2 separate regions of the Homo sapiens genome follow, and region 1 is linked to region 2. Evidence: chromatin loops called from intact Hi-C (ENCODE). Cell type or tissue: PC-9. All regions are shown on one strand. Each heading gives the region's core, and the rest is flanking DNA. Links, peaks and the distances in the headings are about the cores only.

Region 1 (16,195 bases), core at 5,586-13,585, 63 kb after region 2:
CTCCCAAAGTGCTGGGATTACAGGCGTAAGCCACCGCGCCGGGCCGAGTTTGAGATAATTTTAAGGTGTAGCATGAGTAATTTGTTACACAAAGTTGACTTAAAATCTACCACTTAGGCTGGGTGTGGTGGCTCATGCCTGTAATCCCAGCACTTTGGGAGGCCAAGGTGGGCGGATCACCTGAGGTTGGGAGTTCAAGACCAGCCTGACCAACATGGAGAAACCCTGTCTCTACTAAAAATACAAAATTAGCCAGGCATGGTGGTGCATGCCTGTAATCCCAGCTACCTGGGAGGTTGAGGCAGGAGAATTGCTTGAATCTGGGAGGCGGAGGTTGCAGTGAGCTGAGATCGTGCCATTGCACTCCAGCCTGGGCAACAAGGGGGAAACTCCATCTCAAACAAACAAACAAACCTACCACTTACTATCGAGTGACCTTGAACAAGTTATGTGACCTCTCTGAACTTCAGTTTCTCACCCCTGAAAGGTTGTGAAGATTAAATGAGACTGGGTGCAGGGGCTCACACCTGTAATCCTGGCACTTTGGTAGGCCAAGATGAGAGGATTGCTTCAGGCCAAGAGTTTGAGACCAGCCTGGGCAATATAGCAAGACTCCATCTCTACAAAAAAAATACAAAAAATTAGTCAGATGTGGTGATGCACACCTGTTGTCCCAGCTACTTGGGAGCTTGGGAGGCTAAGGCAGGAGGGTCAGTTGAGCCCGGGAGTTTGAGGTTGAAGTGAGCTATGATTATGCCACTGCACTTTAGCCCAGGCAACAGAATGAGACACTGTTTCTAAACAAAAATATATATATATCCATTCTCTCTTGTTTCCTTACTAACAGAAGCCTGATATTTTTAAAGATGACAATGTATCCAGACAAAATACTCAGCTTTCTAGACTCCTTTGCAGCTACATGGCCATGTGACATAGTTCTGCTAAGTAGAAATGTTCTAGAAATTTCTGGGACAGCTTTTGCTTTCTTTTCTTTTTCTATTTATTTATTTTTGAGACAGGGTCTCTCTCTCTCTCTCTCACCTAGGCTGGAGTGCCGTGGCACAAACACAGCTCACTGTAGCCTTGACCTCTTGGGCTCAAGGGATACTCTTGCCACAGACTCCCAGGTAGCTGAGACCACAGGTGCATGCCATAATGCCTGGCTATTTTTTTATTGTTTGTAGAGAGGGGATATCACTTTGTTGCCCAGGCTGGTCTCAAACTCCTGGGCTCAAGTGATCCTTCCGCCTTGGCCTCCCAAAGGCTGGGGTTGCAGGCTTGAGCTACTGCACCCGGTCAACTTTTTGGTTTCTTAATACAGGTGTCACCACTTCCTCCTTCTTCTCTTTCCTCCTTACTTTTGCCTTCTTCCTGTCTAGAGCACAGACATGAAGCTGGAGGTGAAGTAGTCACTTAGTGACCACACAGAGGGTAAAGCCAAATGGCAAGGACCCTGGAATGGAAAGACAGTGGCCTGAAACATTCAGGACATTGTGGAAATGCTGCTCCCACACTGGATCGCCTTCCTTCAAACCTCTTGCTAAGCGAAAAAAATAAACTTGGAATTGGTAAAGCCACTGTTGATGTTTATTTACATAAAGTTGGGTGTTTCCATAAGTGTATAGAAAGTCTAGGTAAGATTCTTGGCTGATGTTGGAGTGACTGCATAGGGGCATGAAGGCTGGTTAGGTGGGTAAGGGAGGATGAAAGGGACCAAGATGAGGCCAGAGGGCAGAGGTGGAGGCAGCCCCGAGATACTGCCACCAGGTCCTGCTGCCTGGACAGGAGGATTGGGTTTTTTTGTTTTTTGTTTTTGAGATGGAGCTTCGCCCTTGTTTCCCAGGCTGGAGTGCAATGGTGCGATCTTGGCTCACTGCAACCTCCGCTCATAAGCAATTCTCCTGCCTCAGCCTCCCAAGTAGCTGGGACTACAGGCCCACACCACCACGCCCAGCTAATTTTTGTATTTTTAGTAGAGGCAGGGTTTCACCATGTTGGCCAAGATGGTCTCAAACTCCTGGCCTCAAGTGATTCACCCACCTCAGTCTCCCAAAGTGCTGGGATTACAGGCGTGAGTCACTGCACCTGGCCGAGGTTTGGGTTTTATACCTGGAGGAATTTTTCTCCAAGCAATTCATCTTGTTGTTTAAATAGGATAATGTGGAGTTGCTCATTGGCATGTAAAGTTACTAATAATATAATTTTAAGTTTAAAAAGTCAAATTATGAAATAATAAACATACTATGCTCCCATTTTAAAAGAATAGCTACATACACAGATATATACGTCAAAATGTTAATAGCAGTAGAATTCTGGATGATATTTGTAACTGTGTCATCTGAAATTTTTAAATAATAGCATTTACTTGATTTCTTATTTTCTGATTTAAAAAATATTTCTATTTTGAAAATAATCAAGTAGACTATAAGATGCCTTTTTTCCCCACTTGAACAATTAATTCGGGCATACAGTATTCCACTGGACAATAGTAGAAACAAACTAGATTTCTGGTCTTGAGTTCCTGAGCCCAAGTGATCCTCCTGCCTCAGCCTCCCAAAGTGCTGGAATTACAGGCGTGAGCCACTGTGCCAGGCTCAACCTGAATTTCTGAATGCAAATCAAAATATTGGAATATATTCATCTTGATGCTATTTCTGAATAAAGAGGGCCTCTAACAAAATGATGACCAGGATACCCTCATTTCTGTATAAAATTTATTATTTTACTTTTATGTCCATAGGCAGCCCTTCTCAAACAATCCTGTCTAAATATGGCTTACATGTACAAGCTAGAGATGAAGGAGCTTGGGGGCACAGCCAGGGACTTGAGGGGAAGCAATTTCTACCTTTACGGAAATGAGGATGCCGTCACTAAAGGAAAAGGATGAATGCTGTGCATTATGACAGTAAGTGTCCACTGTGGTGATAGTGACCAAGTCATCTAATGCCTTTCTCCACCTTAGTCTCCTCAGATGTTAAAAACAACCACAATGCACCTCATAATATTATTCTAACAATTACATGAGATAATGAATGCAAAGCTCCTCAAATCTTTTTTTTCCAAAGTGCCTGTTATGGTTGAATGGTGTCCCCCTGAGAAGCTCAAGTCCTAACCCACAGTACTCATAAATGAGACCTTATTTGGAAATAGTCTCTACCTGTAGAGGTGACCTCTATAGAAGTAATCAAATTAAAATGAGGTCATCAGGGTGGGTTCTACTCCAATATGACTGGTGTCCTTACGAAAAGGGGAATTTGAAAAAGACACACATGCATATGTTCATTGCAGTACTATTCACAAAAGCAAAGACATGGAATCAACCCAGATGCCCATCAATTATAGACTGGATAAAGAAAATGTGGTACATATTCACCATGGAATACTATGCAGCCCTGAAAAGGAATGAGATCATATCCTTTGCAGGGACACAGATGGAGCTAGGAGCTGTTATCCTTAGCAAACTAATGCAGGAACAGAAAGCCAAACACCACATAATCACAATTCTAAGTGAGAGCTGAATGATGAGAACACATGGACACATGGGTTGCAGGGAACAACACACTCAGGCCTGTTGGTAGGGATGGGGGAAGGAGAGCGTCAGGAAGAATAGCTAATGGATGCTCACTTAATCCCTAGGTGATGGGTTGATCTGTGCAGCGAACCACCACGGCACATGTTTACCTGTGTAACAAATCTGCACATGTACCCCAGAACTTAAAATAAAAGTTGAAGAAAAAAAAGGGTGGGAGGCTGGGCGCAGTGGCTCACCCCTGTAATCCCAGCACTTTGGGAGGCTGAGGCAGGCAGATCACCTGAGGTCAGGAGTTCAAGACCAGCCTGACCAATATGATGAAACCCTGTCTCTATTAAACATACAAAAATCAGCCAGGCGTGCTGGCATGCGCTGTAATCGCAGCTACTCGAGGGGCTGAGACAGGAGAATCACTTGAACCCGGGAGGCAGAGGTTGCAGTGAGCCGAGATCGCGCCATTGCACTCCAGCCTGGGCAACAAGAGTGAAACTCTGTCTCAAAAAAAAAAAAAAAAGTGGGAATTTGACACAGAGACAGAAGACATGCAGAGAGGGAAGAGGATGTGAAGACACACAGGGAGAAGCTGGCCATGGGGCTGAAGCAATGCATCTACAGGCCAAGAAACACTAGGAGGGCCAGCAACAGAATCTAGAAAAGGCAGGGAGAGAGTCTCTCCTGTACCATTGGGTGAGCATGGCCCTGCCAACACTGATTTCATGTCTAGCCTCTAGACTTGTGAGAGGATAAATTGCTGCTGTTTTAGGCCACTTAGTCTTGGGGACTTTGTTAAGGCAGTTCAGGGAAACTAATACAGTGGCCCTAGGAACAAGAGAGAGTGAGGATAACTCTCAGGGGTCGAAGGGCATGCCCCAAGCAGTCCACAAGGAACACAGTGTTTCTTTGAAGTTCATTGTCTGAAACCCTTGTTGCATTCAATTCAGGAAGGCAGTAGTTCCACTTTTTATGGTATGAAACGATGAGTCAGAAGAGTTAGTCCACCAAGGGGCAGACTCCAGTCACAGGGGTTTTCTTTTCTTCTCTTTATCCTCTGCCTAAGACAATACTCAAGATATTCACATAATAACCACTCTGGTTTTTCAGCTTCTACGGATACAATAGTGTCTTTCAAATGTCTGAATAGTCCAGCGGGTGTGGTGGTGTGCACTTATAGTCCCATCTACTTCAGAGACTGAGGCAGGATGATTGCTTGAGCCCAGGAGTTTGAGACTAGCCTGGGCGATATAGCAATACCCTGTTTCTAAAAACCAAAACCAAAACAAAACAAAAAACAACAACAAGAAAAACTCTGAAGAGTCTAGATCTCTACTTATTTCATCTCAATCTTAGGATGTGGACACAGAATTTTGCGTGCCAACCTTCAGCCATGTTGCTCACATTAACGCAGCTGCTTTAAAGGGGAGAGGTGATCTGACCTATTTTATTACTTTTCCTTAGGCAGAAACTATGGGCCTTAGTGACATACAAATAACCAACCATAACTTGGTTACAGCTTTCAGACAAGTACAGTGGGCAGCCCTCTTGAGTCTGTTAAAACAGCAAACAGGTAGAATTTCTGGCCACAGAGAGAGAGAGACAGACCACATATCAGGCACAGTTTGCTAGCTCATTTGTTTCCCAAGAGAAAGAAAGGAAAAAAAATCAGTAATGGTACGTAACTGTGGGGAACAGCAGGTGCTTTAGGCCAAACTTATTGAAGGGTCTGCTGAAACACTCTTGTTCTAGCACGGAAGTCACATAAATTTTACGTGCTACTCCATGATATAGCAATGTATCTTTTCTCAGCATTTTTAAATAGAAAATTTTAAACATAATGATTTTACAGTCAAAATTCCTACACCCATCACCCAGATTGTACTATTAATTTTTACTACATTTGCTACGTCTCATCTCTATCCATCCATCAATCCACTTTATTTTTTATGGATCCAAAAATCTATTGCAGACATCGACACCCTTTCCCCTAATTACTTCAGCATGCCTTTCATTAACTAGGGTTCAGTATTGTTTAATTTATTATTATTATTTTTTTTTGATACGGAGTCTTGCTCTGTTGCCCAGGCTACAGTGCAATGGCATGATTTCAGCTGACTGTAACCTCTGCCTCTCGGGTTCAAGCAGTTATCCTGCCTCAGCCTCTTGAGCAGCTGGGATTACAGGTGCACGCCACCACACCTGGCTAATTTTTGTATTTTCAGTAGAGACGGGGTTTCACCGTTGGCCAGGCTGGTCTCGAACTCCTGACCTCATGATCCGCCCACCTCGGCCTCCCAAAGTGCTGGGATTATAGGTGTGAGCCACCTCGGCCAGCCTTGTTTAATTTTTTGAGGTGAAATTCATAAGCAAAAAAATGCAGCATCTTAAGTGAAACTTTTCCAAATTTTGACAAATGAATAAACCGGTGCAACCCAATCCCTACCAAGATATAGAGCAGTACCTAACCCCATTACCATTCCCTCCTGCCTCTTCCTAGTCAATCCCTGCCCCACCTACCAGACAAAGCCACTCTTGTAATTCTTTTCCTCCATAGGTTAGATTTGTCTGTTCTGGAACTTTATATAAATTGAATTATATCGAACATTTTCTTTTGTGTAAGGCTTCCTTCACTAAACGTAATGATTTTGAGAGTCACCTATGTTACCACATGTATCTGTAGTTTGATCTTTTTTATTCTGAGTAGTATTTCATTGTGTGACTCTAGCACTGTTACCCATTTTCCTATTATTGATGCACATCTAGGCTGTTTCCAGTTTGGGGCTATTATGAATAAGGTTGCTATAAACATTCTTGTACACGAAATATACTCCCAATGTTGTGCGATCATCACCACCGTCCAACCCATATCATAGTTTCATCTCAGGAAACACTTTTCATTTGACCCTACACTTTTGAAGAATGAATTCAAAATGGATCCTCCAGCCCTTTACTCCTAAACCACTTGGCAGCCCTAGAATTCACAGTGTGATAGAAATCTTTGCTCATGCTCCCATTAGCTGGTCCAGGTCTCACTGGTTTAGCCCAGCTCAGGGTTGTGAAACTGCAGGTCCACAGTCCTGAAGGGGATGGTGTGGCTTCCTAGGAGGGTGGGGCCTCAGCTGTAGCCCTCCCCTCTGCTCTGGCCAAGGCTCTATTAGGAAGGTTGCAATCCTGCTCGCTCCCCGAAACTCAAACTGAGGTCTCCATTCCTTCTCATTCCTTCACCCGGGACCTCACAGCTCCCCTGAACCTCTATAAGCCCCTCTGAGTATTGTGTTTGTGGTGAGGGGAATTTGAGCTCCTTCCTCAAAAGTGAGGCTAACCCCCATTGAGGGGAGCCAGAGGCTGATGGCCATCAGGGTGTGGCCTGCTCCCACCCTGGCTGCCACACTCTGGTTCTTTGCAGCGTAACTAGGATTCAGAGAAGGTGTTCGATTTTATACAGAGTTTCAGCCTGAGTCTGTGTTAGCCCCATCTCCTGACGGGCTCCCATGAGGAGACTGGGCGGCCTCCCCAGGGGACCTGCCTTTTGTCCTTGGGTTCCCGGATCGGTGAATGGACCCAGTGTTCCAGATCATTCTCACAGGTGAGGGGTTTCTGGGCTCTGTGCAGTCCTGATAAGACAGGCCTGGGCCGCAACTCACTGGCTGTAGCCACGGCTCAGCTCCCCTGGCTAGAAAAAGGAGGGCCAGTCCCACAACGGTCTGGGATTACACTGGCCTGTAGACACTGTTTGGCCAGGGAGTACTGCTGGGGTAGGAGGGGGTGGAGCATGAGGAAGAGCATAGGGTCCGAGGCCTCAGGCTAGCAGGGGTCAGATAGAGGACAGGGCACCTCTCTGACCACTTCTATACCCCAGTCCACCTCCACAGCCTCTCTGAACCACAGTCCTGGCCCCTGCCTCGCAGTCAGTAGAGGGACCACTTCATCAGCTGTGTGATGCCTAGCAACGTATCCTTTCTGAGCTATAAAAACGGAGACCTAAAAAAAGACTCATCCGGAAGAGTTTTTGGAGGATCAAATACAAACGCTCCTCAGCACAATGCCAGGGACTCAGAAAGTGTGTGGTCAACTTTATTTTCCTGTTGCTTTCTTCTCTATAACAGCTTTTCACAAATTGCTCTGGCTTTACAAAGGAAGCTAGGCAAGCTGGAAGATCCCAGAAACAGAAGGAACGCCGCTCCTGTCTCTTCATGCCCAGAAATACTGCCACAAATGGATGGCTTCCCCCAGAGACCACCAGGTACCACTGGAGTAGACCCTGGGCAGAGTGGATGCTGTAGAGAAAAATCCATGTCCCCAGGAGACCTGCCCCTTAGCTAGACCCACCAGGGACACATATTCATCGTGTGACTGTCAGCAAAACTTCACAGACCTGAGACCTCAAGACTCCCTGCCCAACTGCAGCAAGAGTGGTCCAGATCCCTCAGCTGCTTTTTCAAAGGAGGGGAAGGATATTTTTGTCATCATCACCCTCAAATAGAAACTAGAGTCTTAGAACAAGGGAGCCGTTTACTCACATGCCCAGACCCCTCCCCCAGTCCAGTTTAATTAGAATTTCTGGGGATGGGGCCAGCTTTGGGTATTTTCTTAATGTCCGTAGGTACTTCTAATGTGTAACTAGAGTTAAGAACAACTGGTCTAGTCCAACCTCCTCATTGTAGGGATAAAAACACACAGCGGGGAAAAACAGCCCTAGAAAGCTTAAAAGAAATAAAATATTTAAAGTGACAGACTATAGCGCAAAGTACGTGCCTAAAAGATGGACACTGTTATCATGTCATAATTAGAAATAGTGCCCCAGACATGGCTGGTTTCATGGTCATGTGACGTGTATCATGGCACAGGCTCGCATGCTTCGCAGGCACCTGTGCTTTGTTTCTTGCTCTGATGTTGCCATCTTGAAATTCTTAATTTTTAAACAAGAGGTCCTGCATTTTCACTTTGCACTGGCCACAGATCACACAACTCTTAAACACAGAGTAGATCATCACTGCATTAAAGAAAGGTGGCTCAGGGCCAACCCTGTCTCTTCATGCCCACAAATACTGCCACAAAGGGATGGCTTCCCCCAGAGACCACCAGGTACCACTGGAGTCCTAAGACTCTGTGCAGAATGGATGATGTAGAGGAAAATCCATGTCCCCAGGAGACCCGCCCCAGGGCTCAGGGCTCAGAGGCTGCAGGGTGTGGGGCAGGGAGGGCTGGGATGCAGCTTCCTCTGCGCATGTCCCCTAGCCTGGCTCTCTACCGCCACAACGCTGGGCCCTCCATTGCCCAAGGAACTCCCTTCTCCTCTCTACTGTATCAGGGCAGAGGCTGTCCTTGCATCTCCTGGGGGAAGCAGTGTAGACTACTGGAAAGAGACTGGGATCAGTCAGGCCCGGGTCATAACTTCAGCACTCCCTCTTACTGGCTATGAGAGGTCCTCTGAGCCTCAGTTCCTCATGTGTAAAAGGGAGGAAATAGCCCGGGTGTGGTGGCTCACACCTGTAATCCCAGCACTTTGGGAGGCCGAGGCGGGCGGATCACCTGAGGTCGGGAGTTCGAGACCAGCCTGACCAACATGGAGAAACCCCCGTCTCTACTAAAAATACAAAATTAGCCGGGCGTGGTGGCACATGCCTGTAATCCCAGCTGCTCGGGAGGCTGAGGCAGGAGAATCACTTGAACCCAGGAGGCGGAGGTTGTGGTGAGCCGAGATCGTGCCATTGCACTTCAGTCTGGGCAACAAGAGTGAAACTCCATCTCAAAAAGAAAAAAAAGAAGAAGAAGAAATAATGCCCGCCTTGCAGAACCACTATGAGGAGAACCCAGCACATCATGACTGTCCCACCAGATGCTGGAAATATGTGAATTCTCTTCCCTTTACAGGGAAGAGGGAGAAGCATCTTTCTCCAAAAGAATGGGGCCCCAGTGTTCCAGGTGCAGCCTGTCAGTCACCCAGAGTCCTTTGTCTCCCTGGGAGGCTCAACTACAATCAGTTCCCAGGCTTCTGCTTGTCTTATGAAAACTAAGGATAGGCAGTTCTTGGGAAAGGTTTAATTCCGGAGTGGCATGCAGGCTTCAGAGCCCTTTGTAAAGAGTTGTTGCTGCTGCCCTCTAGTGGTAACTTGTCGGTATCTGCACAAATTCCCAACTTCCTTTGGGTAAGTAATGAATACTTAATAACATACTACAACACAATTTAAAAAATAATGTATTGAGTCCCTACTCTGTTAAGAACTAGGGATATGAAGACAAATAAAACGCAGTTCTTTCATTCTAAGAATTTACAGTTTAGAAAATGCGGCAAACTCTTAAAGAGGTTGCTTGAATATAACCCAATATGATAAGGTTTTTTTCTTTTTTTTGCCCAAAGGAGATAAGTTTTGTGTTTTTTTATTATTATTTTTTAGTCTGTAAGACACAATCTTTATTCTTTTTTTATTATTATACTTTAAGTTCTAGGGTACATGTGCACAACGTGCAGCTTTGTTACATATGTATACATGTGCCATGTTGGTGTGCTGCACCCATTAACTCATCATTTACATTAGGTATATCTCCTAATGCTATCCCTCTCCCCTCCCCCCACCCCACAACAGGCCCCATCCTGTGTCCAAGTAATGTCCAATGTAATGTTCCCCACCCTGTGTCCAAGTGTTCTCATTGTTCAATTCCCATCTATGAGTGAGAACATGCGGTGTTTGGTTTTCTGTCCTTGCGATAGTTTGCTCAGAATGATGGTTTCCAGCTTCATCCATGTCCCCACAAAGGACATGAACTCATCCTTTTTTATGGCTGCATAGTATTCCATGGTGTATATGTGCCACATTTTCTTAATCCAGCCTATCATTGATGGACATTTGGGTTGATTCCAGGTCTTTGCTATTGTGAATAGTGCCTCAATAAACATACGTGTGCATGTGGCTTTATAGCAGCATGATTTATAATCCTTTGGGTATATACCCAGTAATGGGATGGCTGGGTCAAATGGTATTTCTAGTTTTAGATCCTTGAGGAATCGCCACACTGTCTTCCAAATTGGTTGAACTAGTTTACAGTCCCACCAACAGTGTAAAAGTGTTCCTATTTCTCCACATCCTCTCCAGCACCTGTTGTTTCCTGACTTTTTAGTGATTGCCATTCTAACTGGTGTGAGATGGTGTCTCATTGTGGTTTTGATTTGCATTTCTCTGACGGCCAGTGATGATGAGCATTTTTTCATGTGTCTGTTGGCTGCATAAATGTCTTCTTTTGAGAAGTGTCTGTTCATATCCTCTGCCCACTTTTTGATGGGGTTGTTTGATTTTTTCTTGTAAATTTGTTCAAGTTCTTTGTAGATTCTGGATATTAGCCCTTTGTCAGATGGGTAGATTGTAAAAATTTTCTCCCATTCTGTAGGTTGCCTGTTCACTCTGATGGTAGTTTCTTTTGCTGTGCAGAGCCTCTTTAGTTTAATTAGATCCTATTTGTCAATTTTAGCTTTTGTTGCCATTGCTTTTGGTGTTTTAGACATGAAGTCCTTGCCCATGCCTATGTCCTGAATGGTATTGCCTAGGTTTTCTTCTAGGGTTTTTATGGTTTTAGGTCTAACATTTAAGTCTTTAATCCATCTTGAATTAATTTTTGTATAAGGTGTAAGGAAGGGATCCAGTTTCAGCTTTCTCCATATGGCTAGCCTTCTCCATATGGCTAGCCAGTTTTCCCAGCACCATTTATTAAATAGGGAATCCTTTCCCCATTTCTTGTTTTTGTCAGGTTTGTCAAAGATCAGATGGTTGTAGATGTGCGGTATTATTTCTGAGGGCTCTGTTCTGTTCCATTGGTCTATATCTCTGTTTTGGTACCAGTACCAGTACCCTGCTGTTTTGGTTACTGTAGCCTTGTAATACAGTTTGAAGTCAGGTAGCATGATGCCTCCAGCTTTGTTCTTTTGGCTTAGGATTGCCTTGGCAATGCGGGCTCTTTTTTGGTTCCATATGAACTTTAAAGTAGTTTTTTCCAATTCTGTGAAGAAAGTCATTGGTAGCTTGATGGGGATGGCATTGAATCTATAAATTATCTTGGGCAGTATAGCAATTTTCACGATATTGATTCTTCCTATCCATGAGCATGGAATGCTCTTCCAGGAGATAAGTGTTAATAAGAACAATGATTCCCACAGCTTCTGGTTCTACACAAAATGGAGTAGACACATTTATTCCTATTCTTCCCATTATGTAAAGCTAAAAACTCTTGAATATCATATATAATAAACATAAGAAGACTCTGAAAGGTTGAGGGGAAAGGAGACTGGCTGGGGAACTTGGGACCCAGGGAAAGACACAGCGGGAGTTCTCTGAGTTTTCTTTTTCTTTTCTTTTTTTGAGGCAGGGTCTCATTCTTTTGTCCAGGCTGGAGTGCAGTGGTGTAATCATGGCTCGCTATAGCCTCAACTTTCTGGACTCAAGCAATTCTCCCACCTCAGCCTACCCAGGAGCTGGGACCACAGGCATGTGCCACCATAACCAGCTAATACATTTTAATTTTTATGTATGTATGTATTTCTTTATTTTTTGAGATGTAGTTTCGCTCTTGTTGCCCAGGCTAGAGTGCAATGGCACATGATCTTGGCTCATTGCAGCCTCTGCCTCCTGGGTTCAAGCAATTATCCTGCCTCAGCCTCCTGAGTGGCTGAGATCACAGGGGCCTGCCACCACGCCTGGCTAATTTTTTATATAGTTTTTTAGAGATACAGGGTTTCACCATGTTGCCCAGGCTGGTCTCAAACTCTTGACCTCAGGTGATCCACCTGCCTCGGCTTCCCAAAGTGCTGGGACTTCAGGCGCGAGCCACGGTGCCCATTTTTTTTGTAGTGATGAGGTCTCACTATGTTGCCTAGGATGGTCTCGAACTTCTGGGCTCAAGCGCTCCTCCCACCTCAGCCTCCCAAAGTGCTGAGATTCAGGTGTGAGCCATGACACCCAGCCTCTGGGTTTTAATTTTGCCTTAATTGTATCTTAACTGGATCCTGGAGAAGCTGACAACTTAATACAACAATGGACACAGACAAGAGAAGCCCCAAGAAGGGCTGCTCTCTAGTCAAGCGACCAGGAAAGGAGCAGCCTAGCAAGACAGAAACTTTTAGCCAATAATCACTCTAGTGCAGCCAAACTCCACAGAGTAAACAAATGGTGGAAAAGCTGAGTGGGAGCCTGGACTTCCACCCTCGCACAGCTGTAAAGAGGCGGCCCCTTCTTCTGCCAGGGTGGTGTCAGAGAAGCCTAAGTGGAAGGCTGGCACTTTTATCTCCATTCAGTGGCAATGAGGCCCAGCCCCTGCAAAGTCAGTGGAGGCCACTTGGGGAACCACATCCATCCAAAGGTTAGGATGCTCTCTCCCTCCCTGCTGGGACAGTGGCAGAGGAGGCCTGGTGGAGAGCCAGGACTTTCACCAAAACCAAGTGAGAACGAGGCACCCCTCTTCCTCCCTGCCTGGAGGTGGTCAGAGAAGGCCGAGTGGGAAGCTGGAACTCCCTCCATCTCTCTGTGGTAAGGAGGTTCCCCTACCCATGGTGTCAGTGGAAGCCCCATGGGGCCAGGCAGAAGTGGCACAATATTTTCGAATATTGTTTTGAGAACTGTTTTGTGTCTAGAAGTTTTATGTGAAGAATTCTACATCCAGTGAAAATATCCTTCAGGAATAAAGGAAAAATTAAGACATTCTCTACTGAAGGAAAGCTAAGAGAGTTCATCACCCCCAGATACCTACTTCCTAAAAGAATGGTTAAAAGGGCCGAGCGCGGTGCCTCATGCCTGTAATCCCAGCACTTTGGGAGGCAGTGACGGGTGGATCACTTGAGGTCAGGAGTTCAAAAATAGCCTGACCAACATGGTGAAACCCCGTCTCTACTAAAAATACAGAAATAAGCTTGGCGTGGTGGCACACGCCTGTAATCCCAGCTACTCAGGAGGCTGAGGCAGGAGAATCGCTTGAACACGGGAAGCGGAGGTTACGGTGAGCCCAGATTGCACCATTGCTCTCTAGCCTGGGCAACAAGAGCGAAACTCCATCTCAAAAGAAAAGAAAAAGAAAAAGAATGGTTAAAAGAAGACTTTACAACAGAAAGGAAATAATGAAAGAAGGAATCTTAGAACATCAGGAAAGAAGAAAGAACAATGGGGAGAGTAAAACTATAGTCAATACAATAAGCTTTCATTCTCTTCTTGAGTATTCTAAATGTTTGATGGTTGAAGCAAAAATTGCAATATTGCCTAATGTGGTTATCAATATTCGTAAAGGAAATATTTAAGACAATTATAAGTGGGAGAGGATAAAGAGACTTAAAAGGAAGCAAGCATTCTTTCTTTCTTTCTTTCTCTCTCTCTTTGTTTTCTCTTGAGACAGAGTCTTGCTCTGTTGCCCAGGCTGGAGTACAGTGGTGTGATCTCAGCTCACTGCAAGCTCCGCCTCCCGGGCTCAAGTGATTCTCCTGTCTCAGCCTCCTGAGTAGTTGAGACTACAGGCATGCACCACCACACCCGGCTAATTTTTATATTTTTAGTAAAGATAGGGGTTTCACCATGTTGGCCAAGCTGGTTTCCAACTCCTGACCTCAAATGCTCCACCTGCCTCAGCCTCCCAAAGTGCTAGGATTACAGACATGAGCCACCGCACCTGGCCAAAAGGAGGCACGCTTTCTATACTTTACTATACTTCACCAGGAGACCATGGTAAGTTATATGTACATAATGAATACTTAGATAAAATACTAAAAGAAAACTATACAAAAGAAATACGTTTAAAAACACAATTGATAAATCAAAATGGATTTTTTTTTTAAAGTTCAAGTAACCTGGAGGTAAGCAAGTGGTAAAAAAAGAGAAAAAAAATCAGAAAAACAAACAATAAAATGGCAGACTTAAGCCCTAATGAATCAATAATTACCTTAAATGTAAATAGTTTAAATATATCAGAAGACAGATTGGGAGAAAGGATTTAAAAAAAATATATGACACAATATGTCATTTACAAGAAACTCATCTCAGATATAATAATATATGTAAGTTGACAGTAAAAAGATGAAAAAAGACTCAAACATCTTAATTAATTCTAAGTTAACAAAGTATAGCTACGTTAATAACAGATAAAGTACTTCAAAGCAAATCACCAGGTCTAGAAATGGATACTGCAGAATGATAAAGGGTCAATCTACCAAGAATACAAAGATACACACAATTCTAAATTCGTATGCACCAAACAACAGAGCTGTACAAATATATGAAGCAAAACTGATAGAGCTGAAAGGAGAAACAGACAAATCCACAATTATAGTTGGAGACTTCAACATTTCTCTCAACAATTGATAGAACAGCTATATAGAAAATCAAAATATAGGCCGGGAGTGGTGGCTCATGCCTGTAATCCCAGCACTTTGGGAGACCGAGGCAGGCAGATTATTTGAGGTCAGGAGTTGGAGACCAGCCTGGCCAACATGGTGAAACCCCATCTCTACTAAAAATACAAAATTTAGCCAGGTGTGGTGGCAGGCACCTGTAATCCCAGCTACTCGGGAGGCTGAGGTGGGAGAATTGCTTGAACCTAGGAGGCGGAGGTTGCAGTGAGCCGAGACTGCGCCACTGCACTCCAGCCTGGGTGACAGAGCAAGACTCCATCTCAAAAAAAAAAAAAAAAAAAACTCAAAATCAAAATATAGAAGAACTCAAAAACACCAGTAACCAACAGGATCTAATTGACATTTATAGAAGAACACTCCACCTCACAGCAGCAGAATACACGTTCTTTTCAAGCACCCATGGAACATTATACCAAGATACACCATATCCTGGGCCATAAAATGAACCTCGATAAATTTTTAAAAAACTGAAATCATACAGCATATATTCACCAACCACAATGGAATAAAACCAGAAATCATTAACAGAAAGATAACAGGGAAATCTCCAAACACTTGAAAACTAAATACACTTCTAAACAATCCTAGGGTCAAAAGAGGAACTCTCAAGGGAAATTTTTTAAATGGAACTGCATGAAAATGAAAATATAATGTGTGAAAATTTGTGAGACACAACTAAAGCAGTGCTAAGAAGAAAATGCATGGCACTAAACTCATACATTAGACAGGAGGAAAAATCGGGGGCTAGGCGTGGTGGCTGACACCTGTAATCCTAGCACTTTGGGAGGCTGAGGTGGGCAGATCACTTGAGCTCAGAGATTTGAGACCAGCCTGGGCAACATAATGAAACCCCATCTCTACAAAAAAATAGAAAAAAATTAGCTGAGCGTGGTGGCACAAGCCTGTAATTTCAGCTATTCAGGAGGCTGAAGCACAAGAATCGCCTGAGCCCGGAAGGCAGAGGTTGCAGAGAGCAGAGATCACACCACTACACTCCAGCCTAGGCAACAGAGCCAGAACCTGTCTCAAAAATAAGATAAAATAAAATAAATAAAAAGAAAGGAGGAAAATATATATACATATGTGTATGTGTGTATATATATATATACATTTTCCTCCTTTATATGTGTGTGTGTGTATATATATTTATAAAATATATATATATATAAAATACTATATACGATTGTTTTAAAAAAGAAATATTTTGTAACCCCAGCACTTTGGGAGGCCGAGGTGGGAGGATCACGAGGTCAGGAGATTGAGACCATCCTGGCTAACATGGTGAAACC
Region 2 (16,110 bases), core at 1-8,000:
GCTTAGGGGGCTTGGCACACTGAAGGGCAGGGGTACAAGCCAGTGTGGGAGAGCTGTGGGTCCTGCCCCAGGGTGGTGCTCTGAACTTCCCTCTGAATTTAGCATCGGTGCTGAGTTTACATGAACAAATACACCTCAGCTTAGGTTTCTCAATGTGCGCAAATGATTTCATGTATGATCGTGTTGCAGGGTTTATCACATTTCTAACTGTTGTGGAAGAAATTGAGCTGATGTATGTGAAGCACCATAAATGGTATTATGGTTATTCTGGGAAGAACTGATGGGTGACAGACTGGAAGAGAGGTGTGAAAGAGAGGGAGGTGACAAATTCAGATGACAATTCCAGAAGCGGGGAGGGGAGTTGGCAGGATGACAGGATGGCAGCGCTGTTGACAAACACAAGGCAGTGGGAAGAGGTTGCTGCGTGGGAGGGAGGTGCTGGGTCTGGCCTGGCCGTGGTGAATTTCAGATGACCAGGGGGGTGAGGGCTGGGCTGGTGGGCGGGGGTTAGGGGGAGAAATGGAGCCTGGCTGTGGGGGCTTGGAGCTGAGGTCTGAGATTGGCCAGGCCTGCAAATAGAGCTGTGAGTTGCAATGTGGGAATGAAGGGAGAGAGAGACACAAGCTGAGAACTGGCTGTGCCTTGAAGCTAGCAGAGAAGACGAAGGACACGCTGGCAGGGAGGTGGGAGGAGCCCCTGGGGGAAGACAGCATCACCGCAAGTGGGGTCCTTTCGATGAGAAGGGTGTCAGTTGCCTGGTGGTATAGAGGCGACATGCTGGCAGGGGCGAAGCTGAAGAGGACCAAGGGAGCCGCTGCTGCAGGGGAAGGTGTGTGTGGTTTCAGGGCTGCCTTGGCCTCTGTGTGGCCTGAGAGCAGGAGCAGGGAGCCCTCGCTTTCCTGGTCCATCCTCCCTGCCTGTCCCCTCTCACCCTGCTCTTCTCCCTGCTCTGGTGGGTGCCCTGTCTCTCCTTTTCACCCTGTCTGGGGGTGTCTCTTTTCTTCTCTTCCCTCCGTCAGGAACACAGACACCCACTTCCTTCTCCTTGGGCACCTCCCCAATTTGTCCTCTTGCTTCCCATCTCTTTATCTGTCAAACTGGTCTTAATTCAGCATCAAAATGTATCCATTTATTAATTTCTGTTTCATAAAGTATGATGCTACCTAAAATGATTTTTAGGCTGGGCGTGGTGGCTCATGACTGTAATCCCAGCACTTTGGGAGGCCAAGGCAGGTGGTTCACTTGAGGTCAGGAGTTCGAGACCAGCCTGGCCAACATGGGGAAACCCCATCTCTGCTAAAAATACAAAAATTAGCCGGGCAAGGTAGTGCACGCCTTTAATCCCAGCTACTCGAGAGGCAGAGGCAGGAGAATCACTTGAACCCGGGAGGCAGAGGTTGCAGTGAGCTGAGATTGTGCCATCGCACTCCAGCCTGGGCAACAGAGTGAGACTTCATCTCAAAAAAATAAAAATTAAAAAAAAAAAGATTTTTAATAGTGACGATTTGAGGGTCCAAACCGTATGGACCTTTAGCAAAGGACAGAACTTCTCAGATCTACAGGTTCTTTGTCAGTCAAATGGGAGATAGTAACAGCCCCTGGACAGTGCTCACTGCAGAGCTTTGTAGCACACATGTAATGGTATAACGCAATCAAAGCCCTATGCGAAGGCAGCTGGCTCTTTAGAAATTGCCCCATCATATAAGTTATTATTTCTCTTTTCCTCTTTCAAGACTGACAAGGTTGCATTGGGTTGGCAACTTGCTGAGGGTCAACAAAGTTGACCCTCAGTCTCCCTCCCCAGCTTTGGTGACTCCAGCTGTCCTGCCCAGAACTGGCTTCCTCAACCTGGAGGTCCCTGATGGGGCAGGGCTGGCACTCTGGCCTCCAGGGGGCACCAGTACCCAGCTGTTCTCCCTCTCCCCTTACTCCCAGCCCCCAGCCCCGTTCTAGCTCCTGCTGCTTCCCTCTGTAGACGAGTCCCCCACCAGGCTGGCTGAGTCTAGGGGAACAAAGTGTCCCACACTAATGGGCCTCTGCAGCCCTCCCCTCTGCTGCATCAGCACACGAAGGATGGTGCCCTCCAGGGGCTGGGTGCTGCCCCCCTCCCCCTCCCATTCGCAGCCCAGCCTAACTGTTTTCTTTGAGACCTACTGGCCAGTTCCCCAATTCCCCCAAGACTCCGTGCCCACCTCTTCCACATCAACACTGCAAAATCTCCTGGGGAGATGGTCAGGGGGCAGCAATGCCACAGAAGACCCTGGAAAGCAGGTAGGCCCTGGGGTGGGGGCTTGGCTCTGACCCTGCCTGTGCTACTGGCTGGCTGAGAGTGTCCAGCTCCTCTCGAACCTCCATTACCTCCATCATAAAATGGAAATTATAAATGCCCCACCTGACAGGGCAGGCAAAAAGCATTTTGTGATTGGGAAGTGCACAAAAGAATTTAAATGCTATAATAGTTCCAACTAATATAGGGAGAGGTGACTCCACCATGTTTCTAACAAGGTGCTGATACTTACACACCTTCATGGAAGGAGCACTTACTCCCTTCTGGGGAAGCCCAGTGGCAGCATTTACTGTCCTCTCCCTTTATGCCAGGAGATGAGTGCCCTACCAGTCACCTGTCATCTTGAGTCTTCTTAGAGATCCTGTACTTTAAATAACATTTCTACCTTAAGATGGGCATGCTGAGGCTCACTGTGGCGAGGTGGTTGGCTCCTCCATGCAGTGATGCACCCGAATGGGATCTGTTTAATTCTAAAGTTCCACTGCCTTCTGCCTGTGGGTAAGCTCGTCCTTTATCAAATGGAGCCTGCTTCGGCCTCATGACACAGTCCTCCCGGTGTTTGAAACCAGAGCTTCCTCCGCCCTGGGTCATCTCCCGAAATGTGTCCCACTCCTCCCTTGGTCTTCCAGGGAGCTTCTGGAGTCCAAGCCCTGGTGGCTCCTCCTTGGGCCAGCCTCCCTGAAGCCACTGCCCTCAGCGGTTCACCCAGACCCTGGAGCACCAGCCCACAGGGAAGCTGCGTGCTTAGCAACCACAGCCACTGGCTGCATCACGGGCCTCCGAGGGCACTGCCAACGTGAGTCCCCAGCTGGCTCCATGCCTGCTACCTGCTGCAGGGCCCATGCCTGGGGAGCTACCCTCGGGCCAAGCCAACTGGAGCTGGACTCCTCCGGAAACTGGAGATGCCCAGCAGGCTTCACTCATCCCCTGAGTAGAAACGAGGCCTGCACAGCTGCTGATGGCCTGGATCCAGGAACAGGGAAGGCACCTTGGAGCCTGCCCTCACCCCAATCCCCTAGGAATCACCTCGCTGCCCAGGAACCCAGGCTTGGGGACTCACATGGGCCAGGAAGCCTTGTGCCCTCTAACTCCTAACCACAGCCACGGTGAGTGGAGCGGGGGAAAGGGGGAAGGTTGAGACTAGGGAGGAGAGTGGGCCAGGAGTGTGGGCTCAGACCCCAGGGCTGCTCCTCTCGCTCCCTGGTTTCCCAGCTGAGTGACCTTTGCAAGACACTTCTCCGCTCTGGCCTTAGTTTCCTCATCTGTAGAATGGGGGTCATCACACCACCTCCCTCACAGGTGGTGGTGATGATTAAAGGAGAGAATGCACGTGCGGTTGGAGGGGTGGCCACTACTTCTTGCCAAGATTCTTCCCCTATACCCCTCTCCTCTGTTGCTTCCTGCTCCATTGGCCAAGAGCTCTCCAGGAGAACTAGCAGGGGAAACTCAAGGCCCTCCTTGATGCTGGGGCTCTCCCCCTGTTAGCATCCTTACCCCATCCCTTTCACAAACCCTACTCTTGGGCCACACAGAACCACTGCCCCTCCTCGCAACACCACCCCCTTTTAGTGGCCCCCTTGGCTGCTCGGCTTCTCCCCTCCTCACCATCCACCACTTCCCAGGAAGCCATCACAGATCACTTCTGCTCAGAGCACTTGGTCCCACTGAGGCCCTGGGTGCCACGGTGCCCCTCTCTGCTTCCAAAAAGTCTGGGGACAGAGACCCAGGATATTCAACTTATTTATCCAGAGTGACCATAGCCCTGATTTGCCAGGACAGTCATGGCTTATCCATGGGTCCCAGCAAATTACTACCAGCACCACCTTCACTCTCAGAGGTGTCCTCTGATGATGATAAATTGTATGATCACACTACAGATAAGCACTTGTTGCATGAACACATTAACCTGGGGTGTGAAAGGTGGGTGGGCAAGTGTGGTGCGAGGAGGATAAGAGCTGGGGAGATGTAAGGACTGTACCTCCCCACTGGTGAGGTTCTGCAGCTCCTATTATAGGGTCTCTCTCTCTCTCTCTCATTTCTTTCTTTTTTTTTTTTTTGAAAGGGAGAGAGATAGAGATTCACTCTGTCACCTAGGCTGGAGTGCAGTGGTGCTGTCATAGCTCACTGTAGCTTCAAACTCCCAAGCTCAAGCGATCCTCCCACCTCAGCCTCCCAAAGTATGCTGGGATTACAGGTGTGAGCCATCGCACCCAGCCTATTTAAGGTCTTGAGGTCCTCCACTCCCCAGACACATTGAGGACCTGTGAACGCCCATGGGAGTTCTTGCCCCTTATGCTCTGGGGTCAAGTGGGAAGCAAGTGCGGGAGGGAGGGAGAAGAACAGGTAAAGGAGGGTCTCAAGCTTGCCTGCCTCACTGTTTGCTGGAAAGTCCCCCCCTTGAGGAGAGGAAAGGTGGACAATGTGAACAGTGGATTTGGAGCCTGAATCCCAAGGCTGCAGCTGTCTAAGATATCTTTTAAAAAACAGCCCTAAATGGAGCCCAGGAGAAACTGTGGTCTCCCCAGCAGGGGGCGCACCCCTTATCTGTTACTTCCCTTCTAGGCACCAAGTAACTATTAAATGCAGCCCATGATAGCCCTAACTTTTTGGCAGCCACTTAATATGGCTGGCTCCCACCAAGCCTGCAGCCCCCCAAACGCAGTCTTTTTTCATGCAGGCTGCCATTCTGAAAGTGTGCAGTTGTTTTCTTGGAGATAGAGAATCCCCTGTTGCCGAGAATGTCTAAGGTGTGGAGGGAATACCAGTTGATATAGGCGGCTGCTGGAGAGGGGCTTTAGGGTCCCTTTCAAAGCTAACAGTCAATGACTACATGAACACCACCGGCTAGAATAATTTTCATTGGCTGATGGCGGATGGAGTGGAAAATCAGAAAGTACAAGGGCATTCTGATTTTGGGAAGAGCCCCAGGCTGGGAGTCCAGAGGTCGGGCAGCTCAGAGTGACCTTGGGCTAGCTCTCCCTGCTCCTGAGTCCTAGGGCACCTGTGTTTGGTGCTCTTGTAGCAATTGCTCCATTATGAAGAAAGGATCCCACCCCAACTCTGCCAGAGCTTTACATGCACTTCCTCGCCACAGCCTCACCCCAACCCCTGTGAAGGAGGTCCTACCATTATCTTCATTCTGTAGATGAGGAAATTGAGGTTTAGGAAGGTTGGCATTTGCCTGAGGCCAGCCACCTGGTTTGTGGCAAGAGCCACGAGAGCATGAGAGAAAGGGAGGTGTGTGATTGTAGGGTCATGCTCTTAACCACAGCACCGCTGACACCAGAAGATTCAGGGGCGCTTGTTTTCCCTCTCCAAGCTAAAAGGGGGTGGGTGTCCTGGCCTCCTGGCCCACCAGTGGTCCCACAACACCTCTGCCCACAGCAGGGCTGGCGCTTATTTGGAGTAAGCGCTCCTCTGGACAAGGGAGCCAGGTCATCCACTGGTTGGTAATGGGGCGAGAGGACTCGGATCTTCTTAGTATACCAAGCAGGGCTCTCTGACAGGGATGTTGGGGGGCTCTGACGGCTGGGAGGGCGGTCAAATAAAAACCTCATCCCGGTGTTTTCCCTACTAGTTTTTCACGGGGAAAAGGAGTTTGTGCACATCTGACAATTTCCCACGCATGCCCTGCAGAGGCCGGCGAGATGCGGAGTCCGCGGCTGCAGGGTAGATCCCCTCCTCTGCCCAGCTCTGGGCCGAGCCCTTGGCCAGGTGGGGACCGGCGCGGATATGCCTCCGCTGGGCCTGCAGGCGGCGAGACTTACTTGGGTAGCGATAGTAGAATTCGTTCTCCATGTCGCTCAAGTTCTTGTGCGTCCTCTCTGACCACCAGTGGGCGTCGGCCTCGAAGTCGTAGCGCACGAACACCCCGAAGAGAATCACCATAATCACCTGCAGGAGCAGGCAGGTGAGCGGCAGCCGCCAGCGGAGGTTGGTGTTCCAGGCCATGCTGCAGGGGTGCCTGGCCGGGCTGGCAGCGGGCGGTTCGGACGCTCGGAGGCCGGCGGGGCTTTTGAGACCCGGGCAGGGGGGCGGGGCGGCCACGTGGGGCACGGAGCAGCTGACTCGGGCACCGCCCGCGCGCTCGCCCAACTGGCAGGGGCCCAACCCAAGCCGAGGGCCCCAAAAGATTCCCCGCGTCGGGCTGGGGGACAGCGGCAGGAGCAGAGGCTAAGGCAGTGGGCAGGAGGATCAGGGTGCCCCAAATTCTGTGTGTCCCGTTGATACTGGGGCCTTTCTCCTTTTGTTCTGCTGAACAGAGAAACACGGGGATCATTGGCCTCCCAGTGAGATCAGAAGGAATTCCCAGACCTAAGTCATCATCATCAACATCATCATCATCTGCCATCATCATCTGCATCATCATCTGTCCTTTCTTTTTCTGATTATGAAATTCATACAGGGCACATGAGAAACAAGGAATGTTTGGGACACTGTCACACAACAGAGCGGCCTGGGGAGACATCTGTGATGTGCTACCCCAGACTTGACCCTGGAACAGAAAAAGGATGTTAATTGGAAAACTGGTAAAATCCAAATAAAGCCTGAAAATTAGTTAATAGTGACGTTCCCATGTTGTTTTCTTAGTTGGGACAAATGTCATGGTTATGTAAAATGTTAACAGTAGGATAAACTGAGTAAGGGCTATATGGGGACTGTCTTTGCCACTTTTCTGTAAATCTAAAATTATTCCAAAATACAAGGGTTTTAAGAAAAAAAACACGTATAAAGGATTGTAAGAACAATTTAAGAGTTTTTCACAAGTTCATTGGTCCATAGTCAGGAACTGTCTTCTGGTTAAGATCTGTGATCTTGACATGAGTTAACCATAATATTTAGGTCTGGGAATTCCTTCTGATCTCACTGGGAGGCCAATGATCCCCATGTTTCTCTGTTCAGCAGTATAACAGTCTGTATATTGTCTGCTTAGTCTGTATATTGTCAAAATAAATTTGATTTTCTAATTTTTCTTTAAAAATACAGAGATAATTGTAGAGATTTGGAAAATACAGAAAAACACAAAGAAGAAAGTAAAAATCACTCATAATCCCACCACCCAGAGGCAATACTAATATTTTGGTGTATGTACTCTAGTCTTTTCCTAGCTCATTGAAGAGGGGCTGGAGGGGAGCAGGGGGAGTGTTTCAAACGATCATACTAATTTATAGCGTTTTTAACTCCTTTCATATTTTGTAAACACCTTCCCATATTATACTTCTACAACTTTTTTTCTTTTTCTTTTTCTTTTTTATTTATTTATTTTTTTGAGATAGGGTCTTGCTCTGATGCCCAGGCTGGAGGGCAGTGGCTTGATCATGGTTCACTGCTGCCTTGACCTCCTGGGCTCAAGTGATCCTCCCACTTCAGCCTCCCAATTAGCTGAAACCACAGGCATGTGCCACCAGGCCCACCTAATTTTTTTTTTTTTTTTTTTTTTTTTTTTGAGACAGGTCTCGCTCTGTTGCCCAGGCTGGAGTGCAGTGGGGTGATCTCGGCTCACTGCAAGCTCCGCCTCCCGGGTTCACACCATTCTCTGGCCTCAGCCTCCTGAGTAGCTGGGACTATAGGCGTGCGCCACCGCGCCCGGCTAAGTTTTTTTTTTTTGTAGAGATGGGGTCTCCCTATCTTGCCCAGGGTGGTCTTGAACTTATGGGCTCAAGTGATCCTCCCACCTCAGCCTCTCAAAATGCTGGGATTACAGGCATGAGCCACCACACCCAGCCTGCCACAACATAACTTTTATAGCAGGATATACTGTGCTTTATCTAGACAATCCCTAGTGTTAGGTGACGAGCGATGAGGTCATTTTTTATTTGTTTAGTATTACAAATCATGCTGTCATGAACATCCAGATATGTAAGTCTTTGCACAACTTTCTGTGAATTCCTGGAGGCAGAGCTGTTTCAATACATATCTCTAGATGTTCCCCTAGAAAGATTTTACGAGACAAAGCATGCACCCTGTGAGCCAGGGGTCAGTGACTTTTCCCATGCACTCTTGCCAATGCTGGCTTTAAAAAATCTTGCCAGTTGAAATCCCAGATTTGTAAAAGCCACTAATGCCATGTATAACATCTGAGGCTAAGCACCTAATCAGGGTGCTTGGAACTTGAGTGTGGCCACACTGTGCCAGCTTGGGGTACCAGGGTATCCCCACTCCCTTGGCAAAGAAGCAGCCAGACACTGCATGAGCAATACCAGCAATAGGGACCATTTATTAAGTTCCTGCGGTTGCCGGATCCTTTTGATATATATTTAAATTCTCAACTAAACACTTGTGAAGTGGACATTGTAGGTACATGCTACAGTTGAAAAACCTGAGTTCTCAGATTGGCTAAGGAACTTGCTGGAGATTCAAACCCTGGGCTGTCTGATTTCAAAGGCTGTAGTCTTTCTACTGTGCCATTCTGCTTGTCCCCTCTGGAAGGAGCGAGAAGGAGGGTTTGACTTCGTGCATGTGCATTCACTGCTGGGGAGAAAAACTTCAAGTACACGGCAATGGGAGTAAGTGGAGGGAGGGAGACAAGGGCTGGGGTGGGGGAGGCTGCTGCAAGTAGATTCATGAGCATCTAGGTTCCCCACAGGAGCAGTGGCGTTATGGGATAGAGGGCAGTGGGTGGCGTGGTCCCTGAAGCCTGGGCCGGGAGGGGGCAGGTGGAAGACCTGCTCACCAGGCTGGCCTGCTTAAAGGATAGGGAAGCCGGGGTGTCTTGCTCATTGTGAGAACTGCCCTCCCATCCAGACCTCCTCCAGAGTCCCCTAGCACACCTGTGGTGCTGGAACCCGGGACCCCCTTGGGGGACTCCTTGATGGGGCAGGGTACAGGGTCCAGGAGAGAGACGCTGACTCACAAGCCCTGCAGAGGCTCAGTGGGACAGACCTGGAGCCACAGCCAAGCACGGTCACTACCCACAGCCAGCACAAGAAGGCCGTTTGCCCTTGACCTTCATATTTGGTAGACTCAAGGTACAAACGATGGGCTTCAGACTACAAAGGGGATACAAGGTTCAAGGGAGACACTGTTATCAGATGGTTTTTTTCTTGGGTTACATTTCTGGGCCACTCAACTAATATAGGTCATCATGAATTAACATTCAAAAACAAGTCCTGGCCGGGCACAGTGGCTCACACCTGTAATCCCAGCACTTTGGGAGGCTGAGGCGGGTGGATCATTTGAGGCCAGGAGTTTGAGACCAGCCTGGCCAACATGGTGAAACCCCGTCTCTACTAAAAATACAAAAATTAGCTGGCTGTGATGGCAGGCGCCTGTAATCCAGCTACTCGGGAGGCTGAGACAGAGGAATCTCTTGAACCCGGGAGGTGGAGGTTGCAGTGAACTCCAGCCTGGGCGACAGAGCAAGACTTCATCTCGAAAAAAGAAAAAATTATTTGTTTATAGTATATCAACATACCATAGTATTTAACCCTTTATGGTATTTCTCCCTTTGTTTTATTCCAGGAAGCTGCTAGGTCTCTCTTGACCTCAGTGAGCCCCAGCAATCACCAACCAAGGAAGGGGCCCAGGGAGCCTCTTCCAGTCCAGAAGTCTTCTCTTCATCCCTTTCTCTGCGGCAAGACCAACTGTCAGAGCCTCCACAGCCTGAGGGCCTGGGTGGCGTGACCCCTGCAGAATAGGGGGAGCAGAGGGAAAGCTAGGCATTGACGTCCCTGGTTTTACTTCTGCTTCTTGAGTAGTTGTGTGACCCTGGGCAAATTGTCAACCTCTCTGAGTCTCTACTCTCTCATCTGTAAAATCGAGACAGTTATCTCCCCTCGGGTCTTGGTGAGACTTATTCTGAGTAGCTGGGACTACAGGTCTGTGCCACCATGCCCATCTAATGTTTTCTGTATTTTTGTAGGGGTGGAGTTTTGCTATATTGCCCAGGCTGATCTTGAATTTCCAGGCTTAAGTGATCCTCCCACTTCGGCCTCCCCGAGTGCTGGGATTACGGGCGTGAGCCACTGCACCCAGCTGGTGAGACTTATTCTGAGATACAGCATGGCGAAGAGCCCAGCACAGTGCCTGGCATGTGACATGCCCTCAGTTCCTGTTCATTTTTTTCCTAGTGCCTGGAACAATTGAAAAGCATGTGCCACTTGAGATTCTGCAGAGAAAGATAGGTAATCAAGGTTGAAGAACTGAGGCAGGTAAGTGTAGGATGGTGGAAGGAGTCCTGGCCTGGTGTGGGTCCAGTTTCTGTCTCCCTCTGCTGGTGATCTCAGGCAAATTCTTAGCCTCTCTGGGCTTGCGTCCTCACCTGTGAAATGAAGATTGTGAATGGGTCATTTCCAAAGCTGCTTCTAGTTGCAAGGTGCCCCCCAGCCCAGAGGAGCTAGCCCCTCTGTTGCTTTTCCCCACTCACATGCAGCCTTCTCTCTGGTTGGACAAGCCGAGTGCATTGCTTCACAGCCTCTTGCAGCCCTGCCAGGACCTAAGTCACCCAGGAAAGGCCTCACCCTTGATCCTGGAGTGACCTCAACCACATTCACTGTGTCTCATCCTGTGTGGGGTTTGCAGGCTGCCCTCTTCGGCTTCCTCTGCCTCTCCTCCCAGCATGCCCTCTTCTTCCTTTCCACATTCTTCTCTCTTTCCCACACCCAGCATCCTCCCAGCCACATCGATCATGGCACCTGTCCCCTGTGTGAGGTCCTACCACCCGGAGACAGTGAAGCCCTCTCCTAGTGCCCCCTGCATAATATTTGAGAAGATGAGACCACAGACAGCAGTAGCAACTGCTAGCACCACCTCTGCAGGCTCTACAGGCCCAGTTACTGGAGGTCCAAGTTGAAAGTTGGGCTAGGACAGAGAGCTTTTGGGATGAGGGGGGTGGGGAGCACACCACCCTCTGAAGTCATTCATTCCCTAGAGGGTCCATCAACTCTGTTAAGACAGGGGTAACATCTTATTTATAAATCTGTCCCCTGCTCACAGTATAGTGTGGGGGCACAGAAGAGGCACTTGGGGAGTGTTCTTGAAGGATTGAGGAAGGAATGAATAATATTCTTTGAGCACCTAGTATGTGCCAGGCACTGTTTCAGGTGCTGAGACATGGCAGTGAACAAATGAAGCAACAATCCTAGTCCTGGTGGAGCTGGCATTCTACGAATGGTGGGGAAGGTTGGCAAACAACCTGGTAGTATGTACCTTACTTATCTACTGTGTTTAACAATAGATAGGTAAAGCAGACAGCATGTGGGAGGGTGATACATGCTGTGTGGAGCAGAGGGGAGGAAAGCGGGAGAGAGGAGGCCAGGAGTACAATGTACACTGAGCGGCCAAGGAAGGCCCCATGGAGGGAGGCGGGGAAATCAGTTCATCTGCCGGTGCCCTAGTCCCAGCCCACAGCATTTTGATGTGACTGCCCTTTTTCTTTTTCTTTTCTTTTCTCTTCTCTTCTCTTTTTTCTTTGCTTTGCTTTGCTTTTCTGAGACTCAGTCTCACTCTGTTGCCCAGGCTGGAATGCAATGGCATGATCTCGGCTCACTGCAACCTCCACCTCCCGGGTTCAAGCAATTCTTCCACCTCAGCCTCCCGACTAACTAGGACTACAGGCACCCACCACCATGCCCAGCTAATTTTTGTATTTGTGTAGAGACGGGGTTTCACCATGTTGGCCAGGCTGGTCTTGAACTCCTGACCTCAGGTGATCCGCCAGCCTCGGCCTCCCAAAGTGCTGGGATTATAGGCGTGAGCCACCACGCCCAGCTGTGACTGCCCTTTTCTGAACACCCCAGGCAGCTGTCCCCTTCCTCAACTGCCCTTGGTATTAGTAAAGGCCAAGCTCTCAGTTTCTCCCCTGGGTGGCCGGCAGTTTTATTTCTGGTGCTCCTGGAAGAAAAAATGGCCACTATTCCAGAAGCCTAGGAAAAATGTCCCCTCCCAGAACATTCTGTCTCCAGCTCACATAAGGCATGGCCAGCAGCCTGCCCGCCCACCTCAGGCAAGGCCCAGGTGCTCTGCGGAGTGTCTGTCCTTGTGGGTAAAGGGGGCTGGGGCTAGAGGGGATTGATGAGACAGCGGGAGGGTGGAGGGCTCTCTCCCCACTCTCTCCTATCCCAACCTCCACGTCAAGCATTCATACACTGTTTCTTCCTAGCGCTTCTCGTATCTGTCTATGGTGTCTTCCTACATTAGAACATCAGCACCCAAGGGCAAGGACACCTAGAAGAGATCCTAGCTTGCGGTTGTTGCCCATTAATTATTTTTCCAATGGAATGAATGGATGAATGGATTCTTTCAATTTATTCAGTTATTTAAAACATGTACGGAGCACCCACTGCACACAGCTCCATATCAGGCCCAAATAACTATATAAGCATGCCCCCCAGATTTGCACCATAGAAAAGGAGATACAAGTTTGCCCCAGTGGTTAAAGCAGAATGAGCACTTTCCTGTATACCTGAGGAGAGCTTGATGGGCCCTGGGGTGATCAGGGTGGACTTCATGGAAGAGGTGGACTTTGATCTAGGATTTGCAGGGCAGATAATAGGTAGACCTTCACCCTCTGCCCTTTGGCTTTTCTTGTCTCATGTATGCCCTACCACATGATTCCAGGCTACCTCCCTCTCCCCACCCCAGCTTGGTACTTCAGATGACAACCCAGAGGTGGAATTCTTGCCTTGTCCTCTGAGATGGGGGTTTAAGAAACCTGCTGCTCAAGTCTAACAGGCCAGGCAGGGGTTTTCCTAAGGAACCGGCCTCTTCCTCCTAAAATGTGTGTGCCTTGACAAGCAGGGATGACTGACGGCTGGGACGCGATGGTTCTTTCCCCAGCCAGGGAGAGGCAGGGTGTGGTAGCCACGTTGGCAGGCAGGGAGATGGATTTCGAGGCAAAGGTGGTTCAGGCTGTCTTTCTTCCAGGTGAGGTGGAGTCTCCCCTGCTCTGGTGTGGCTGTGTTGAGGGCGTGGTGCTGGGACTGTCCCTGCTATCACCCTTCTCTCTACTCATCCCTCTTGATAGATGACTGTTTGCATCCTTGACATCTCTGGCCTTGGTCCCACACGCAGCCTGAGGCTGTGGCGAGACACTAGGCCAGGACTCAGAAGTTCTTGGGGCTGGTCCCAGTTTCACAAATTTTGTCAGATCACACCCCCTGTCTGGGCCTGATTTCCTTGATTTGCAAATGGGTGCCTCCGTGTCTGTGCTGCTCAGCTCTCATTTTGCTGTGATGCTCAAAGACCATGCAGCTTGGTGCTTAGCACAGTGACCCAGAGGCTCTAGGAGGCCCGGGCTCCAGTCCCAGCCCTGCCACTTCCTAGCTGGGGGACCTTGGGCAAGCTGCTTAACTTCTCTGGGCCTTGGTTTCCCCATCCATACAGAGGGTGACAGGAGTACCTGGGATGACCTTAATGCATAATGATGCTTTTAACCCCGAGACTGGTAGTATGTACTTGATGAAGTGGCAGCTTTTACTATTTGCCACTAGAAATGAATGGGGGCTGAGCACAATGGCTCAGGCCTGCAATCTCAGCACTTTGGGAGGCTGAGGCAGGAGGATTGCTTGAGCCCAGGAGTTCAAGACCAGCCTAGGCAATATGGTGAAACCTCATCTCAAAAAAAAAGAAAAAAAGAAAAATAAAAAGAAAAGAAGCAATAGGAAAGTCTTTTGTAAACTGAAAAATGTCACAAATATAATTGGTGCTGCTTCTATGACGGTGGGTAATGGCATTCCCCTCTGGTGCTCTCTGAAAAGTCTGCAAAGGCAGGGCCCAGGAGAGGGGGTCCCACGCCCTCCCTGGAGTTGGGAGCGGGGATTAGGGCTGGGGGAATGGGCTAGGGGCCCCGGGAAGCAGCTCTGGACATGCCTCCATCATCTCTAGTCCCTCAAAGCCACAGACAGGGCTGCCTCCCCATACTCATGGGAGATCTTCAGTGTAGGTGGCTTGTGGAGTGAGGGGAAAGGGTGTAGGTCTCTCTGCAAAACTCTCTTCCATGACAACTTATGGGATCAAAAATAAGAACAGCAATAGTGGGGAACTGGACATCATGTGCTGCTCCCTGATGGGCTGCTCCAAGAAGGACACAATCCCAAATGTGCTATTCCTGCCAAAAATGCATACCCTGAATTTAATCACGCAGAAGCAGCAGACAAACTCAAATTGAGGGATATTCTGCAAAACAACTGGTCTGGAGTCTTAAAAAGAAATGTAGGTGTGATGGATGTCAAAAACAAACAAACAAACAAAAAACAAGGAGGGCAAAGATTGTAGGCTAAAGAGACGTGACAAATCCATAAAATGCTTTGATTGATTCTTGATTGGCTCCTGGATCAAGACAAAATCTTAAAAAAAAACGCTATTGGAACAACTGAGGAAAAGGAACTAAGAATGGTATATTAACTAATGGGATTTATTAATGCAAAGTTTTTTAAGGGTTATCATTGTATTGTTGTTATATGGGAGGCTGCTCTTTTTCCTAGGAGATGCCTGGTTTCGAGGTAAAATGTCATATGTCTCCAACACACACAAACATATATACTGAGAGAAATGAAACAAAAGTGGTGAATCCAGGTGAAGGGTATATGCATGTTCATTGTGCTATTCTTGCAACTTCTCTGTTGGCTTGATAATACGTAAAACAAAAAGTTGGGAGAAAAGCCATTGTGGTGCTATCAACCGGAGTCTCTGATATCTACTAGAAAATATCAGCCTATCCAAGGCCGGGAGCAGAAGCCAAAGTCAGAGACCCAAGGCGAGTCCCACACACCCTCTACCTAATTACAGTTCAAACCCTGTGGGGCTTTCTGTGTGTTGTACAGCATAGGGTGAGCACATACCAGGCGCTCAGCACCTACCCCATCCCTGGCACTGTAAAGGCACTGAGATATCAAGATGTGACTTCTGTTCTTTCAGGGCAAACGGTTCAAGGGAGGGTCTTCACTCACTTCTTCATGCTACTGCAGAGTATGTTGTCCATACAGCAGTCCAAAGGCTCACAGATAAACCTCAGGATTCCCAGGGGAAGATGGAAACAGATTAGTGACAGCAGCAGCCTCCATGAACTGGGCGCTCCTAGGAGTCAAACACGAAGCTAAGCCTTGTCTTTGTCTGCCCATCACCATGTGTCCTTTTCATGACAGCTGACCATGCAGGAAGGGATTTTTTTTTTTTTACAAGGTAGAAACTCTGGCTCAGAGAGGTCGATCACTTGTCTAAAAGTCACCCAGCTAGAGGGTGGCAGATCTGAAGAAGAAAGCAGCATGATCTCAGCCGTGAAGAGGTTTAACAAGTTGGCTTAGTGGAGAAGGGCATGCCACGAGCAGCTTGAGGGAAGATGTGGAGGAAAGAAGGTGAGGGCAGGGTTCCTCAACTTCAGCACCAATGACATTTGGGGCCTGATCAATCTCTGTTTTGGGGACTGTCCTGTGCGTTAGCAGCACCCCTGGCCTCTACCCACTGGATGTGAGTGGTCAGGAGTATGACCATCCCCTCGTTGTGACAACAAAAAAGGTATTCACATATTACCAGATGTCTCCTGGGAGATAAAACTGCCCCAGTTGAGAACCACTGGGGTATGGCATCTACACTCTGCCTTAAGCTGGAGGTAATCTCTTGGCACAGCCTTGCTCCTGGCTGGAGGACTGTATCTCTGCCCCTGAGGGTGGGCAGGTGGACAGGGCCTGGTAAGCTCTGCATTATCTCTGTAGGACCTCCCGCAGGGCAGGGCCTCAGGTGCTGGCTGCAGCTCCTCCACCACCACTGTCTCACTTCCATTTCTGCCTTGGCTGCTGTGATGGTTAATTTTACAGGTCAACTTGACTGGGCATGGGGTGCCCAGACATTTGGTCAAACACTATTCTTTCTGGGTGCGTCTATGAGGG

The links. Hi-C counts contacts between places; a loop is a spot of excess contacts. Peaks named below come from ENCODE experiments on the same cell type or tissue, not always from the same donor. Only the 100,000 strongest peaks of a DNase experiment are listed, where the experiment ranks them.
Region 1: it touches region 2 in a loop (8-fold over the local background); 20 of 110 quality-filtered maps call a loop at or near these places.

Annotation. Positions count from the first base shown.
Region 1 is chr15:89,547,228-89,563,422 of GRCh38, forward strand. No RefSeq gene overlaps it. Among named protein-coding and RNA genes, the nearest start is that of TICRR, 20 kb to the right of the region's middle. In PC-9, for the core only: CTCF peaks have their summits at 9,635 (motif pointing left) and 9,837; a DNase peak (open chromatin) is centred at 9,574.
Region 2 is chr15:89,490,307-89,506,416 of GRCh38, forward strand. It overlaps RHCG (Rh family C glycoprotein), which reads right to left and starts at 6,277. Exons shown (of 11, transcript NM_016321.3): 1 at 6,055-6,277. The coding sequence starts at 6,238. It overlaps LINC00928 (long intergenic non-protein coding RNA 928), which reads right to left. Exons shown (of 3, transcript NR_027077.1): 3 at 14,624-15,472. RefSeq lists an enhancer at 1,568-2,073. In PC-9, for the core only: CTCF peaks have their summits at 1,900 (motif pointing right), 2,103 (motif pointing left) and 4,868; a DNase peak (open chromatin) is centred at 5,445; H3K27ac peaks cover 445 bases.